Regions from separate parts of the Mus musculus genome. Here region 1 is linked to region 2. Evidence: chromatin contacts called from ENCODE Hi-C or POLR2A ChIA-PET data. All regions are on one chromosome and are shown on one strand. The core of a region is the stretch at or near the end of the contact, and the rest is flanking DNA. Distances in the headings are between cores, read along the strand shown. Region 1 holds the start of Atp1a1 (ATPase, Na+/K+ transporting, alpha 1 polypeptide). Region 2 overlaps Cd2 (CD2 antigen).

The links. Hi-C counts contacts between places; a loop is a spot of excess contacts on that map. ChIA-PET counts read pairs that join two places held with the same protein, here RNA polymerase II (POLR2A).
Region 1: a loop to region 2 is called in a map of T-helper 2 cell, with 4 times the contacts of the local background. The contact joins the promoter of Atp1a1 here to the enhancer-like site in region 2. A Hi-C loop is called at or near these places in 1 of 37 maps with a recorded cell type or tissue (T-helper 2 cell). POLR2A ChIA-PET finds 5 or more read pairs at or near these places in 3 of 5 experiments (Patski and embryonic stem cell).

Annotation. Positions count from the first base shown.
Region 1 is chr3:101,603,370-101,606,069 of GRCm38, reverse strand. Atp1a1 (ATPase, Na+/K+ transporting, alpha 1 polypeptide) reads left to right here and starts at 1,363. Exons shown (of 23, transcript NM_144900.2): 1 at 1,363-1,667. The coding sequence starts at 1,656.
Region 2 is chr3:101,279,424-101,282,123 of GRCm38, reverse strand. It overlaps Cd2 (CD2 antigen), which reads left to right. Exons shown (of 5, transcript NM_013486.2): 4 at 2,214-2,336. Among named protein-coding and RNA genes, the nearest start is that of Cd2, 7.2 kb to the left of the region's middle. Within about 2 kb of position 1,428, at least 1 of the 3 ENCODE cell types and tissues checked has a DNase peak (open chromatin) inside an H3K27ac peak, as active enhancers do.

The DNA.
Region 1 (2,700 bases), core at 114-2,613, 320 kb before region 2:
TGTGACCTCCAGTTGAACTAACAGGGCTGGTACTGGTACTCTGGATTTGAAGGGTCTTTCCCCAGAATCGTGATTTTAAATTTTGCTTATAGTTTCCTCTTCTCTCTAAGCCCCAAACTGATTTAATCAAGTTCTGTAGATCACTGGAAGAGATAAAGGCTGCCTTCTGCTATAAGCAACAGTTGTATAAGCAACCGTTGTTTCTAAGAAGTACTGAGAATTGCTCTATGGAGGAACTGATAACACAGTGCCTAGATGTTTGGGTGTTTCTCCTTCCCTTACCCTCTGCCCACCCCCACCTATTTTTTGCAAGCTCTACATCCTACAAAGCATTGACACTTGAAGTTGATAGGTCTATATCTAAGAAGTTAGTGTTTTCCTTACTTCTAGGTATTTTCAGAGATGGAAATCGAGTTTCTCTTCTGAATCCTAAGCTTTCCCAGACTGCTTGCTTTCCTGAGATTGGTAAGAACAACAACAAATACTTTGTTGTTTCTGATGTTAAGTTTCAGCCATCACAGCGCCTGCTTAGCCACTGAAACTAGAAGCCCCGCCCTGCAACTCTGCCAGGCCAAGAGTGGGATGCGACTGGCTGGAAGTGAGTCTGATGAGACCCTCAAGGTAACCACGGATGCTGTGGATGCTGTTCTTCAAAATGCTTGAGCCACCTCTTTTACTAAAGATGGGTGTTCTTTTGGGTTTTAGGTTTCTCTGCCATAAAAAGGAGAAACTCTCCAACAAACAGTTTAATCCCCCCTCCTCTTTTGCAAGATTTCATTCATACAGTGCTGTGAATGAATTTCTTACTGACTTTTTTTTTTTATATAGTCATTTGGGGGTCATAAGGGAAGGGAAATGTAAGTGATGCGCGCACGCGCGCGTGTGTATATGTCCTGAAGCATTTCTCTAGTGGTGGAGTGAGAGGACCCCAGGACGAAGGAATCAAAGGGAAAGCACCATCCGCCGCCGCCGAAGGATGCCGGCCTGGATTCTGCAGAGAGGAATCCCTCGGAGTCGTGCAGCTGCTGTCCAACCCCGGCCCCTCGAGACCCCAGAAAAGCTACGCTGAGCAAGTAGACTAGCCCCGACTGCGCCGCACCCACTGTGGACCTTCCGCACCCTACTCCGCAGGCTGCTCACTCAAGTCCCCAGTGTTCTGCAGGCGGGAGCGCTCCGTAGCCCTTGAGAGACCCAGACACCCGCGTCCTGGGCACCGGCGCCCTCCTGCCGGGAGCCCAGGGCAGGCAGTCGCTAGCGCGGTCTGGGCCCGGCTGGGAGGGGTTAGAGGCGGAGGCGGAGCTAGCTGGAGCCGGTGTCAGGTTGCTCCGGTAACGGTGACGTGCACGCGTGGGCGGAGCCATCACGCAGGTTGCATATTTTAGGAAGTGAGGAGGAGGCACGGGCTCGAGCTGCGGCTGGGTCTGGGGCGCGGAGCCTCGGCGGGAGGAGGCGGACACGTGGCAGCGGCGGCAGCAGCGGCGGCAGCAGCGGCGGCCTCGGTCCGGGGCGCCGGCCGTCCTCCCTCTTTCCTCCCGCGGCAGCCCTAGTTCCCGCCTCTCGGCTCCCCCGGCTCCGCTCTCCCGGCCGGGAGCTGCTCTCTTCTCTTTCTAGTCTCCAGCAACAGGACCCGGCGCGGGGCCCGCAGCGCCGCCACCATGGGGAAGGGGGTGAGTGTCTGGCGAGCCCGGGCCCCGGGCGGGGGCGCGGGAGGAAGCGGCTTAGAGACCGGGCTCTCGGCAATGGAGGGGCGGGTGCTGAGCGCGGGCAGCGGCCCGGGAGGAGGAGCACCCGGGGCGGCATCTCTGAGCCGGGCGCCTGCCCTGCCTGAGCCCTCTGGTCGCCTTCACCGCGCGCCTTGCGCTTCCTTTCTCCCTCCTCCCACCGTGCCCAGGGGAAGGAGCGCTCCTCCCCTTCCCCCGGGGAGCTCCGACAGGGCCCCCTCGCGGTGGCGGTCCTCGCCGCGGCCCGGCGCCGGCGAGGGCAGCCTCCGGGTCGAGACTCCCTTCTCCTGGAGGCGCTGGGGCTCGGCCAGCTCCCCGCAGAGGCGACCGCCCTCCCCCAAAGGAAAAAAACTGGCTTCCCCTTAGGCCGAACCAGCCCAGCGAAGCTGGTGCCAGAAAGGGTGTGACTTCACAGCCCAAAGATAGCCTTTAAGGTATACTTTTGAGAGCTTTAAAATGGGCCACTGTCCATAACAGGATGTGCCTTTGGTAACTGGTGTTATCGTCTTAACGACGGGGAGGGGTGTGTTGTTTTATGTCGGAGCACAATTCTTAAATGGGGCCAGGCTGACCCTTCAGGGCCGCAGGGTACTGTCAATCTAACAAAGGACTGGAGACTGGGCAGTTGATGGTGTTAGAAAAGCCATGCGGGTTTCCTGCACTGCTGTCTCACCCGAGAGCGGTTCCCGAAGAGAATGAGGGAATCGGGCACGAACAACACTGAGTTCCCACCTCGGTTACTGCTGTCCACCTCGGAAGAGTTAGTTCTTGACCTCAAAGTAGCAGATTAAAAACTTAAAAAAATAACCCTGAAAATATCAGTTCCTAGCTTGAAAAAGCACCAGTCATGAGAATACAGGTGGGAGAGTCCATTCCACCCTTTTCAGGGCTGACCAAGCAGACAAGCTGTAGACACTGCAGGTCCTAAGGCACCCGGGTATATACTGGATGGAGCCAGAGGGAAGCACATTCTTTGGAG
Region 2 (2,700 bases), core at 179-2,678:
TGCCTTACAACATGGCAGCTAGGTTCTCAAAGCAACCTGAAAGCAAGAGTCAGTGTTCCAGAGTGAAGTGACAGCCCTTAATTAGAACTTAATTTCCGTTACTTCTGTGCATCACTTAAAGATAAGAGTGAAGCTCACATGTGCTTGGAGGGATCAGACAGCAGTGAAATGTGTGTGTGTGTGTGTGTGTGTGTGTGTGTGTGTGGCTGAAGGCACAGATGCAGAAGGATTTTATTAACACACCCCCCCCCCCCCAGGTTCATGGATGGTCTCCCTCTTCTGCCTTCCTGTCCCCACCCTCTATTCCCCAATCACAAAGGCACGAGGGGCAGGGCAAAGCTGCCTCTCCAAGACTCCAAAAAAAAAAAAAAAAAAAACAAAAACGTTTTCCTCTTTCTGAAGGCCCTGAGTTAAGAGACACCAGACTTAGTCAGTGAACCAACAAAGAGCGGTCCCATCTATTGATCCTAGAAATTATTCATTGTTTATTTGAAATTCAAATTTAACTGGCTGTCTCGTATTTTATCTGGCAACCTCATGCTTCATGTTTAGTGTAACTAGATCCCTCCAGAATAAAAGTAAGTATTTATCAAGGAGGGTGAGGCCTTGGAAGGCAAGAATGCTAGGTTTGGGAGCAGGGGACCGTGCAGCTTCCTTAACCTGTAGTTCAGAGCAGAAGCTGAAACTAGACCAGGGAATGGCCATGAAGGAGAAAAGGGGGGGTTGAAAACTCCTCCCATTCTAAGGCCAAGTCAGGCAGGGATAAAGTAAGTGTGAGCTGAAGTCCCACGAGGAGGAAGCAGCTGGCCCTGGAGTAGTGCTCGCTCACATAAACATAGGCACAGTGTCTCCAAGAGGAGTGATGGGAAGAATAGTTGGAATGAGACGCTGCAAGGACCAATGACAGAGCTACAGCTACTGACGTCCCCACCAGGAACACCACCAGGCACCCAGAGTGCTGTCATGGGTTAACCTCAGACCATACTGTGGAAGGCGTGCCTGCTTTCCAACAGTGTCTGGGGAAGGGCTGGAGGTCTGCCCGAGGACCGGTAGGGAGGATCTGTTGGAGTCAGCTTGGACAGGAAGCCTTGTCTGTCCACCCTGCTCACACTTGGGAGCCGACTCTGACATTCCAGGCCCTTGGCAAGTCAACAGGGTCTGAAGGTCCCTGAATTCATCCTTGAAGCAGCTTCAGGGGTTACTGAGGGATGCCCCTACGCAGACAGTGCCCAGAGAGGTTCTCAGCTCACAGGCAAGGACTGTCTGAGGGGAAGACTAGAGGGACAGAAGTAACAACCAACATCAACAGCTTGCTTTGACCCTCTGCCCTGCTTGGTGGACCTCCAGCTTGCCTGGGGCCCATCCCTAGTCACGAGTGTTAACAGTCTTTGGCCTCTGTGAAGCTGGGCTCAGCTCCCGTTTCTTCTCGCCACCGTCCTTTGAGCCCCTGCTCCAGCTGCTCTCTCTAACTGCTATTGATTCACAAAGAACAGATGGTTTAGCCCCCCCCTCCTGGGAAACAGCTACCAGAAAACCCCCAGGGTAGAGAGTATAGCAAGAGCAAGACCTCACCTCTAGGTGTTGTTTTACAGTTTACAAAAGCACTTTTCCATCCATTATCTGATCTGACTTCCGACAGCTACCCTGTGATGTAAGGTGCATTGTTTCCATTTTACAAAGAAGGAAACAGACTCAGAGAGGTGGGGCGTCTTACCAAAGGTCACACAGCTCTTACCTGGAAGAGCTAAACTAAGCCTGTTGCCCTGAGCAACCACGGCACTGTTTTCCTGTTACTCTTCCCTATTCTGGTGGAAGAAGGGATCAGAACTCTTATGCCACTGATAACTGTTGAGTGTCTAGGCGGCTTTCCTGAACCCAGGAGGAGTTTGGGAGGAAGAAGAGCTGAACACCGAGGTTGGGGGATGCTTCACTTGGGGGAAAGGTCCCATGAGACCTCAGGCAACTCATCCTCCCTCTCTAGAACTTGGATGCTCTTTTCCTCAGTGGGGGATGGGGTGAGATGGGCAGGCACTGCTCCTCAGCCCTTGCAGATTTAAGTAGCACTCCAGGCCCCAGAAGCTCAGCCTCAAGGAGGCAGAAAATCCTGTGGAACTCTTTCATTTGTTTGATGTAGGAGGCTGGGGCCTGGGCCATAGAAATGAAGGGACCACTCTGCCCAAGACCTTTCCCTTAGCCATATTTTCTTCTTGCAGAGAAAGGTCTGTCCTTCTATGTCACAGTGGGGGTCGGTGCAGGAGGACTCCTCTTGGTGCTCTTGGTGGCGCTTTTTATTTTCTGTATCTGCAAGAGGAGAAAACGGAACAGGAGGAGAAAAGGTAAGCACACCCACTCCTTTATCGCTGTAGGCTGCAGTGAAATCCCCACGGGACCGTCCCTCCTTGAGTCTGCGAAGAAAGGGATGGGCAGGGTTGGAACCAGAGCTTCTGGGTGGCTCTGTTATGTACTCAGATTGATTTCTGAGGGACAGTTCTCCGGGGTAACATCAAAGGACCCTTGAGAAGCGGCAGCCAGGTTGTATACCTTCCCAGAATCCACCACGTGAGGCTGCTTTGGTGAAAGGCTAGTGTGGAGATCCCTGAATCGTCCACAAACTTTCATAAGGAGAGAGAGATTCCACCCAAATCCCATGTCTGTGTACAAATGTCTTGGCCTTGGATGCCTCAAAGGTGCGTTCAGGGC